Regions from separate parts of the Homo sapiens genome. Here region 1 is linked to region 2. Evidence: read pairs that join two places in POLR2A ChIA-PET (ENCODE). Cell type or tissue: IMR-90. All regions are shown on one strand. Each heading gives the region's core, and the rest is flanking DNA. Links, peaks and the distances in the headings are about the cores only. Region 1 has its middle 19 kb from the start of CRACR2A. Region 2 has its middle 43 kb from the start of LINC03141.

Region 1 (5,384 bases), core at 274-5,273, 200 kb after region 2:
CCCAGCTAAGTTTTTTTTTTGTGTGTATTTTTAGTAGAGATGGGGTTTCACTGTGTTAGCCAGGATGGTCTCGATCTCTGACCTCGAGATCCGCCTGCCACGGCCTCCCAAAGTGCTGGGATTACGGGCGTGAGCCACCGTGCCCGGCCCAGTTCATTTGACATTTCTGACTATCACAGGCAGCACCAAACCTCATCCTTTTCCATTGCAGAGCTGTTCCAACTGCTGCCTTTGGATTTATGGAGAAATGACTGCATTTAGCAAAATATGTCTGTTTTTTTTTAATGACAGTCTTAAGTCTGACTGATTATATTTATCCCCATCTCTGTGTTCTTCTTTCTGAAATACACACCTCTCTCTTCTTTTCTTTTCTGCTTCCATTGAAGGACTTTTGGCCCAAGTGGGTGTTTGTATTCATTGCACCAGCCAGCCCAAGTAGTCTAGGGAAGGAAAAGCTGATAAAGATTTTGCATATTTGTCAGCCTTCTCAAGGTCTTCCGACAGTCTGCCGGGGGCTTCATTGTTCCTTCATGGGGTATTACTTAAGAATCTTTGTCTATACAGCGGAGTAAGCAGTGATGAGACAGATCCTAATGCAGCACAGGTGCACACCCCCTGTTTGTCTATCGTTGTGCTAACAGCAGAACCAGCCCACCCAGTATTTAAAACACTAAGCAGAACCACCCATCTGAAGGGACCATGCATTGTACAAAAAGCTGTCCTCATTCTCTAAGCTTCCAAAGAAACTGCCTTCTAAGCAAGGCACGCCCTTGGCACCTCTGCAGGTGGACAGATCTTTCCCCCATAACCCATACATAGCTCTGGCCACCCAGGACACCAAAAGAGAGAGTTCATTTTCTGTTCACAGCCCCTAAACTTTAGTCTCAGGACAGAATGGGGCCCAAAGGTCATGCAGTACAACCATTTATATTCTTGTGATCACACTGGAAGGTTCTCCATGTGTAACTTATGGATCTTGCCAAGATAGAGCCTGAGTCTGTGTCCCTATTATTTAAATGCCTTTTGAGTCAAGGAAAGGTTAACACTGGCTGTCTGGAGATAAGTCCAAGTTATAACTGGCATTCAGTGTCTACATAATTTACTCCAGCATGTATTTATAGACTTATCTGCTTCTGCTTCTCAATCCAATTTCTGTATTTTAGCAAAATAATATTATTTTTCTCTCAAATTCACCTTGTGCGTTTCCATTTCTAAAAACTTCTTTCTCCAGGCACATGTTATTTCCTTCCATCTATATTTCTCACATTCCTGCAATCTGTCAATCAAAATTATATCCATCCCTAAGATCTGATTCAAATCACGCCTTCTCCAGAAAGGCTTTCCTGATCGTTCTAGCTAAAAGGCCTCTCTCCTTCCTCGAAACTCTGATATCTCAGTTTGTCTGTCTGTTATCACCTTACCTTATAGCTTAGTTATTGTATACTCACCTTCCCTACCTCCTGCTTTAGTTAGACTGTAAACTCTCTGAGGACAGGGTCATTCTTTTTAATCTCTGTATCCCCCACAGCCTCTAAGACAGCCTTTTGCACTTAATAGGAGCTCAACAAACATCTGTTGGGAAATGAATGAGAATCACATAATGAGTAGTTAAGGAAACATGAAATGAGTAGTTAAGGAATTTTAGAATCCTGAAAAACTCAGCTGGTGACTGGGTCCCGAGTAAAAGAGAAGAGCATGAGCAGGAAGTGAGCTGGTTTGATCCCTCTTTGGAGGCAGCCAGCTGCAGCCCCAAAGAAATCTATTTCGTTTAAAAAAACAAAAACAGCAAACAAAGTTGGCAGAGGAAGTGATGACGTCAACATTCCGTTTCTGCACAGATGTATCACTCAATTAAACTCAATAGCTCAAACACCAAATTACTACATCTTCACCCCTCATCCTCCACCTAGCTTTCTCAAAACACACACACTCATGCCTAGGGGACAGACAGCAAATATGTTTTAGAATTTTGGTAGGTATTCTTGGTAGGGCAGAAAGTGTCATCCAGAATTCTCTCCTCAGGTACTATATGCTGGGAAAATGGGGATAGCAATATGTGTGTGCAGTGTTTCAGTTCTTTTTTGGTAAAGGCCAAGATTGTAGATAAAAATTCATTTTAGTTGGATTTCTGCCATTACTGGTATCAAAAATAACTCCATTTTAGTGATGCTGAAAAGTACTGAGCAGGTGGCTGGAAACCTGGCACACTGTCCCAGAGATCCTGGCAGCAAACTCTGAGAGTGCACAGGGACATTGGATAGCTAGACAGGGCATGGCCCGAGCAGGGTTGGCTTTGACTGGGGCTACATGCAATCAGTGTAGGTCAGAAGGAAGGAGAGAAAATTTATGTCACAACAAGATGTCACCTACACAGTTGAGGAGCTGGTCATTGCATGTCCAGAGTTCACACCTCCATTGCTGAGTCAGTATTGAGAGTCAGGTTGCTTTGTTTTGTCTTGTTTTTGTGTGTTTTTTTTTGTTTTCACAGCCTTTTTGAGGTGTCATTTATATACCTTATACCCATTGCAAGTATACAACTTAATGATTTTTAATAAAGGTATAGAGTTGTATGACCATCATCACAATCCAGTTTTATTACATTGTCATAATCCTAAACATTTTATTAAGCTCATTTGCAGCCCAAACCAACTTCTACCCCACCTCCCCAGGATAATCATTAATCTGCTTTCTGTCTCTATAATTTGCCTCTTCTGGACACTTACTATAAACGAAATCATCTAATATATACTCTTTGCATCTCTCTTCCTTTTTTTTTTTTGAGACAGAGTTTCGCTCTGTCGCCCAGGCTGCAGTGCAGTGGCACGATCTCGGCTCACTGCAAGCCCCACCTCCTGGATTTACACCATTCTCCTGCCTCAGCCTCCAGAGTAGCTGGGACTGCAGGCGCCCGCCACCACGCCTGGCTAATTTTTTGGTATTTTTTTTTAGTAGAGACTGGGTTCACCGTGTTAGCCAGGATGGTCTTGATCTCATGACCTCGTGATCCGCCTGCCTCAGCCTCCCAAAGTGCTGAGATTACAGGCGTGAGCCACTGCGCCTGGCCTACATCTGTCTTTTTTAGGCATACTTTTTATTAGGTTCATTCATGTTGTAATATGTACCAGTATTTTACTCCTTCGTATTGCTGAGTAGTATTCCATTGAATGAGTATACCATATTGGGTTTATCCACTCACCAACTGGTAGACATTTGGATTTTTTCCAGGTTTTGGCTAGTACAAATAATGCTGCTATGCACATTCAATTATGAGTCATTGTATGGAGATGTTTTCATTTCTCTTGGATAGATTCCTCAGAGTGAAGCCACTGAGTCTTGGGTAAGTTTTTGTTTAACTTAAGAAAGAACCAAAGAATTTTCCAAAGTAGCTGTACCATTTTCATTTCTTCCAGGAACATGCAAGCATTCCAGTTTCTCCACACCCTCACTAATACTTAGTATTACCTGTCTTTGAATATAGCACTCTACTGAGCATATAAGAGTATCACATTATGTTTTTTTTTTTGAGATAGAGTCTCGTTCTGTCCCCCAGGCTGGAGTGCAGTGGTGCGATCTCAGCTCACTGCAAGCTCCGCCTCCCGGGCTCATGCCATTCTCCTGCCTTAGCCTCCCGAGTAGCTGGGACTACAGGCACCTGCCACCACACCCGGCTAATTTTTTGTATTTTTAGTAGAGACGGGGTTTCACCATGTTAGCCAGGATGGTCTCGATCTCCTGACCTCATGATCCACCTGCCTTGACCTCCCAAAGTGCTGGGATTACAGGCGTGAGCCACCGCGCCCAACCCACATTATGATTTTAGTTTGCATTTCCTTATGACTAATGATGCTGGGTGCCTTTTCATGTGTTTATTTGCTATTAATATGTCTTCTTTGGTGAAATATTTATTCAAGTCTTCTATCATTTTTTAATCAGTTGTAATTAAAATTACTATAATTACTGAATTGTAAAGCTACCTTTTATATTCTGGATACTAGACCTTTATTAGATATATGTTTTGCAAATATTTCATCCCAGTTTGTGCTGGTCTTTTAATTTTATTAGGGTTATTTTTTGAAGCACAAAGGTTTTTAAATTTAATAAGGTGCAATTTACCAATTGTTTCTTTTATGGATCCTTCTGGAGTCATAAAGATTTGCAGAAGATTTCTCAAAAATATTTTTCTCCTATATTTTCATTTAAAAGTTTTATAGTTGTAGCTCTTCTACTTAAGACTGTGACCCCTTTGAGTTTAAGGAGAATGTAAGAGAAGGGTCTAAGTTCATTTTATTTCATATAGATATCCCTACCCAAGCCCCTACTGTGGAACAGACTATCCTTTCCAAATCGAATTGTCTTGTCCTTCATTAAAAATCAATGGACCATAAATGTAAGCTTTTGTTTCTGGATTCTAAATTCCATTTAAAAAATCTGTATGCTTGTCTTTATGCCAATACCACATTGCCTTTATTACAGAATAAGTTTTGGGCATTGCAAATCATCCAACTTTTTTCGCCTTTTATAAAATTGTCTTGGCTATTCTAGGTCTTTTGCATTTTCGTATAAATTTTAGGATCAACTTGTCAATTTCTACCAGAAATCCTGATGGGATTCTACTATGTTGATTCTATGGATCAATTTAAGGAGAAGTGATATCTTAACAATGTTGCATCTTCCAGTCCAGAAACATTTCATCTTCATTTATAAAGATCTCAGTTTGGACTTAGTTTGCTATTCTTTTTCTTTTTCTAGTTTCCTATAGTGGAAACTTAGGTTGTTGGTTTTAGATCTTCTCCTTTTCTAATACATTCATTCAATGCTATAAATTTCTCTCTAAGCACTAGTTTCACTGCCTCCCACAAATTTTTATGTTTTATTTAATTTTCACTTAGTTCACACTATTTTTAAATTTCTATTGAACTTCTTTGGCCCATGTATTTTTTAGAAACATATTTTGAGATTTTCTAGCTGTCTTATGTTATTGATTCCTCATTTAACTCCATTGTGGTGAGAACATACTTTGAATGATTTCTATTCTTCTAAATTTGTTAAGGTTTGCTTAATGGCCTGGAATGTGGTCTATCTTGTTGAATGTTCATGTGAGCTTGATAGGAATGTGTACTTTACTTTTGTTGGATGAAACATTCTATAAATCTCTATTAGATCCAGTTGTTTAGTGCTGCTATCCGGTTCAACTCTATGCTTATTGATTTTCTGCCTGCTGAATCTATCAGTCAGTCACTGAAAGAGGATGTTGAAATCTCCAGCTATGTTAGTGGATTTGTCTGTTTCTCCTTGCAGTTCCATCAGTTTTTGCCTCACACATTTTGACTCTCTCTTGTTAGACGCATACGTGTCAAGTATGGTAGTCCTCTTTGAGAACTGGT
Region 2 (5,384 bases), core at 208-5,207:
GGTCAGGAGATAGAGACCATGGTGAAACCCCATCTCTACTAAAAATACAAAAATTATCTGGGAGTGGTGGCTTGTGCCTGTAATCCCAGCTACTTGGGAGGCTGAGGCAGGAGAATCGCTTGAACCAGGGAGTCAGAGGTTGCAGTGAGCCAAGATCACACCACTGCACTCCAGCCTGGTGACAGAGCGAGACTCCATCTCAAAAAATAAAAAATAAAAATAAAAATCAGCTCATTCATTGCATCATCTGAGCACACCATCCCTTACAGTGATTCTCCCCATTATGTAACCTTACGGCACCATCGATCTCTTCCGCAGAATACGTGCCAAAGTTGTAATGGTGCATTTAGTTGTGTGATTCTTGTATTTACTTTAAAAAAAAAAAAAACCATTTATTATGGAAATTTTCAAACATTTGCAAAAGTAGGGTAAATAGTAAAAATAACTCCATGTGTCCATTGCCCAGTTTTAACAACTATCTACTCATGACTAATCTTATTGATTCATTGTCTTTTATAAATTTTCTAGACAGTGTTTTTTTTTTCTCACCACTTTGTCCCTGGCCTGACTCATATAAGGCACACATCCTTTGAAAGAATGACAGACTGAATGGATGAATGATATGCTGTGCATTACGCAAAAGGACAGCGCAGGCTGCCGAGAACATAGATGATGTGTTGGTTAGCTGGGGCTACCACAATAAAATACCATTGATTGGGTGGCTTATACAACAGACGTTTATTTCTCACAGTTTTGGAGCCTAGAAGTCCAAGATCAAGGTGCCAGCAGTGTCAGGGTCTGGTGAGGCTTCTCTCCTTGGGTTACAGGCAGCCAACTCCTCATTGTATCCTCACATGAAGGGTGGAGAGAAGGAGAAAGCTCGCTGGTGTCTCTTCCTTTAAGGGCACTAATCCTATCCTGAGGCCCCACCTTCATGACCTCATCTAAACCTAATCATCTCTCAAAGGTCCCATCTCCAAATACAATCACATTGGGAGTCAGGACTTCAACATACGAATTTTGGGGGATGCTATTCAGCTCATATCAGGTGAGCAGCGTCTAGCTTAGAGGGAGGATTCTGCACAAGTCCAGCTATTGCCAGCTTGCTTCCCACAGCTTTGTGAGGACAGAGGGGAGAGTACACAGGATGAAGAAGATGGGAGAGGTTGTGGGGGATCCACAAAGCCGGAAGAGGCAATGCAGACTTCCTTAGGTATCCTGGCTGGCAACAGCCCAGTTCGCCTACCTCACTTACTTGGGTTTATTTCAGCAGAATTTTTGCCTTGGCACTCATGGCCTAGAACAGCAATTCCCAAGGAACACTAGTCTAGAGTTCTCCTTCTTGAAAAAAGGAATCGGTGGTCCCTGTGTTTGGGAATGCTATTTACCCTCTTTTTAGGATATTAACTCTAATAACTCTCCCAGTTGTATGTGTTTTTTAAGTTATAATTTTGTCTAAGGCAATTCTTTCCAAGTTTATTTATCATGGATCCCGTTGCCACTAGCATAGATATCATTCACCCCATGGAGAACCAGTGTCTGCAGAATATGTTTGTGGCATATCATAAACACACTTTCCCCTTTACCGGCCGTTTCCAGAAAAGACAAAATTTAAATTTGTCCCTTTTCCTTTTTTTAAGCTTTTAAGAAATTATATAATTAACACATGATCAGTAGAGAAAAAAACAGAATGTAAAAATAGAATAAAAAAGAAAACCGCATTATGATTCCATGACACAGAAATAATACCCTTACCGTTTTCAGTGCTTCTCCTTCTGGACTTTTACAAATGCATAATTACTGTGCATGTTCCTCATAAGATATTTTTAAAAAGAATAATTGAGATTAATTACCACTGACAATGGCAAAACAGTCTTAAAAAGAGAATGCATTCCCTGACAAGAATGGGGTCCTGGCCGGGCGCGGTGGCTCACACCTGTACTCCCAGCACTTTGGGAGGCCAAGGTGGGCGGATCACGAGGTCAAGAGATCAAGACCATCCTGGCAAACACGGTGAAACCCCATCTCTACTAAAAATACAAAAATTAGCTGGGCGTGGTGGCGGGCACCTGTAGTCCCAGGTACTCAGGAGGCTGAGGCAGTAGAATCGCTTGAACCTGGGAGGTAGAGCTTGCAGTAAGCCAAGATCGCGCCACTGCACTCCAGCCTGGCGACAGAGTGAGACTCCGTCTCAAAAAAAAAAAAAAAAAAAAAAAATGGGGTCCTTCCTCAAGAATTCCAATGTGCCTTTTTCACCTTTTGTTTCTTTATTTTATTATGAGTACACTGCCATTGCTTTCCTCTGTTTACCTGACATTCCCCTGGACTGAAGTTAGTCCAATTTGACAGACAGAGAGCTAGTTCAAACACAGAACACAGGGCACTACACTTTTTTTTTTCTTTTTGAGACGGAGTCTCGCTCTGTGGCCAGGCTGGAGTGCAGTGGTGTGATCTCGGTTTACTGCAACTTCCACCTCCCGGGTTCAAGCCATTCTCTTGCCTTAGCCTCCTGAGTAGCTGGGATTACAGGCACCTGCCACAACACCCAGCTAACTTTTGTATTTTTAATAGATACAGGGTTTCACCATGTTGGCCAGAAATGGGTCTCAATCTCTTGACCTCCGATCTGCCTGCCTCGGCCTCCCAAAGTGCTGGGATTACAGACGTGAGTCACTGCACCAGCCGGCACTAAACTTTTAATAACAGTACCACGCAAGGAAAGAATGCAAGCTGCTTCACTTCTTGATATCAAGTGACTTGAAAAGTCCCTGAATAATCTTATAGATGAAGTCGGGCCATGGGGGAAAGGTGGGTGGGAGGAAGGGAGCTAGCAACCTGCCCTAACTATGGTTTTACTTACTCAAGATGAGACCAGGAGATTTAGAAATGAGCTTGAGCTTAGTCTCAAAGACTTGCCTTTGTAGCATGACTAAAACACAGCTCTCCATTCACATGTCCTGCTTTCCCTTCGAAGCTGGGTGACCCTGCCTTTTTGATTTTGCAATGTGTGCCATCTCCTCCCTTCTCTTTTCTGAAAATATTGCACAGCCAAATTTATTTGCATTTGAAATGAAAGGAATTTGGAAGAATTTTGAAAAGAATATCATGACACCTTTTTAATGAACTGGAAGCCTATTTTGAAAGTCTTAAGAATAGCTGGGGCATCTTTCTCTCAGACTTTACATGGTGGCCGATTGATCCCTGGTACCCGTTCTTCAGTCTCCCACAGTGATGTGCATAAACACCTTTGCCATGGCCTGCTGGTGGGCAGCGTGTACTGCCCTGCCCTGGGCTTTGGGTCTGGCATAGGACTTTCTTTGGACAACAATCTGTGAGAAGAAAGGACAAGAGCAAAATTTTCAATATGCTCAGCTGGCGGGTCTTGCCCTCTTGTGCACCCATCCTTTGCTCTGGGATGAATTTTCCCTGGGAAGCCTGTAGCCCCAGCAGGATGAGACATAGAGCAGACCAGAAACCAATCCATAGCTTGCAGCCAAGCCCAGCTGAGCCTACCCTGGGTCAGCCAACCCCTGGATGACCCACTGGTTGATACCTGAGCTAGGAGGAAATGCTTATAGTTGTATGCTGTTGAATGTTGGGGTGGCTGTTCTCATAGCACCATTGTGGTATGGCTAACTGATATGCATAGGATAGTCGCTATATATGGAAACTACGGGATGCTTGATAAAATGGGCAATTAATCAACATTAAACAGTAAACTCGTAGGAGATCTAGGTTGGTGGTAACATTAAGTCTTGCATTTTCCTGGGGCCCAATTGCAAATATTTGGACCCATTTTCTTCTAAGGGACAGTCCCATCCAGGAATAAGTGGATTGAAGAATGTGGATGCCATAACACTGGAAGCTGCCCACTCACCTGGTGTCCTGGGAATTTGCTCAGACTCTCTGTGTTGGTGAAGAAGCCCCACAGAGCACACCCTGATCAGCAGGCAAGCCAATGCAGGCTTTTCCGTGCAGGGGGATCTGCTGTGGCTCACCCACGGCCTCTAACAATTTGGGGAATCTAAAGCATGGGCTGCTTTTCTGGCGGCTCCAACCCGGCTGACACAGCCATCCGGCTAAGGAGATTAAGCAGGCTTTATTTACAGTAGCCTTCTAGTGACAGCAGCATCCACCACACCCAGGTAGAGCCTGGGAAGAATGAAAGTACATTCTTCTCTTGTCACTGGTGAATGCTGGGGCAAAGGCTACATCCACCACAGAGATAATCTAGACAGGTATCCGGGAGGCCTGCCTGGGGACTGTCCCGACACACTGCCAGTCAGCATCGTGGAAAGACTGACACCAGGGCAGGGCCTCAAGCATGATGGTGGTGAGTGCCCGGACAGGGTCTTATGTCCAGGAAGTCCGGCAGCACCTGCACAGGTTTAGCACAGGAAGGGGACGCAATGGCCATTTGCTGCATGAATGAATGGGGACAACCAATGCCTAGCCCCATTGCCTGTGTGTCCCATTGCTTCTCCAGTCTTCATTTCTGGAATAAAAAAAAAATTCAAAAATAATGAGTATTTTATAAACACGAGCATTAATAAAAATGGTTATTATGTTGATAAGCAAGAGCAATACAATACCTCTTAGATGTTGACTTTTCCCTCAAAGTGTTTGAGTGGTCAGAAATAATTTTTTTTTTCTTTTGAGACAGAGTCTCCTCTGTTGCCCAGGCTGGAGTGCAGTGGCACGATCTCGGCTCACTGCAAGCTCTGTCTCCCGGGTTCATACCATTCTCCTGCCCCAGCCTCCCGAGCAGCTGGGATTACAGGAGCCCGCCACTAATTTTTTTTTTTTTTTGTATTTTTAGTAGAGATGGGGTTTCACCGTGTTAGCCAGGATGGTCTCAATCTCCTGACCTCATGATCTGCCCACCTCAGCCTCCCAAAGTGCTGGGATTACAGGCGTGAGCCACCGCGCCCGGCCTAGAAAGAAATTATACTCCCTGTTCTCCCACCGCAAGCCTTGCACTTGGGTGTACACACCCATACACAGGTACGTGCACACACATCTGGAAAGATGGTACGAGATTGTGATAAGAACACAATCTCTGTAGTCAGACCCTTTGGGCTCAGGTCCCAGGTCTGCCATTTATGAACAGGATGACCTTGGACAAGTTACTTCACCTTTCTGAACTGCAATTTTCTTATAGGTAAGATGGGATGATAATAGCCCCCACCTCACAGAGCTTGTTGTGAGGATCAATGAGGATAATGTAAAGTGTCATAAAAAATGGAAAGGGGTACTGCTACCAATAGAGCAGCTGGGAGTTAGGTGAACATGAATATTTTGAGTTTGCTCTGCCCGGGAGTCAGTGAAGACAGGAAAAGAACATGTGTGCATTCCTACTCTGCACAGACAGGGATTGATGGATG

Evidence for each region. ChIA-PET counts read pairs that join two places held together with the same protein. Peaks named below come from ENCODE experiments on the same cell type or tissue, not always from the same donor. Only the 100,000 strongest peaks of a DNase experiment are listed, where the experiment ranks them.
Region 1: POLR2A ChIA-PET joins it to region 2 with 5 read pairs; 2 of 35 experiments call an interaction of 5 or more read pairs at or near these places.

Annotation. Positions count from the first base shown.
Region 1 is chr12:3,768,963-3,774,346 of GRCh38, reverse strand. No RefSeq gene overlaps it. Among named protein-coding and RNA genes, the nearest start is that of CRACR2A, 19 kb to the right of the region's middle. In IMR-90, for the core only: no CTCF peak of the experiment used is centred there; a DNase peak (open chromatin) is centred at 3,246.
Region 2 is chr12:3,966,683-3,972,066 of GRCh38, reverse strand. No RefSeq gene overlaps it. Among named protein-coding and RNA genes, the nearest start is that of LINC03141, 43 kb to the left of the region's middle. In IMR-90, for the core only: no CTCF peak of the experiment used is centred there; no DNase peak of the experiment used is centred there.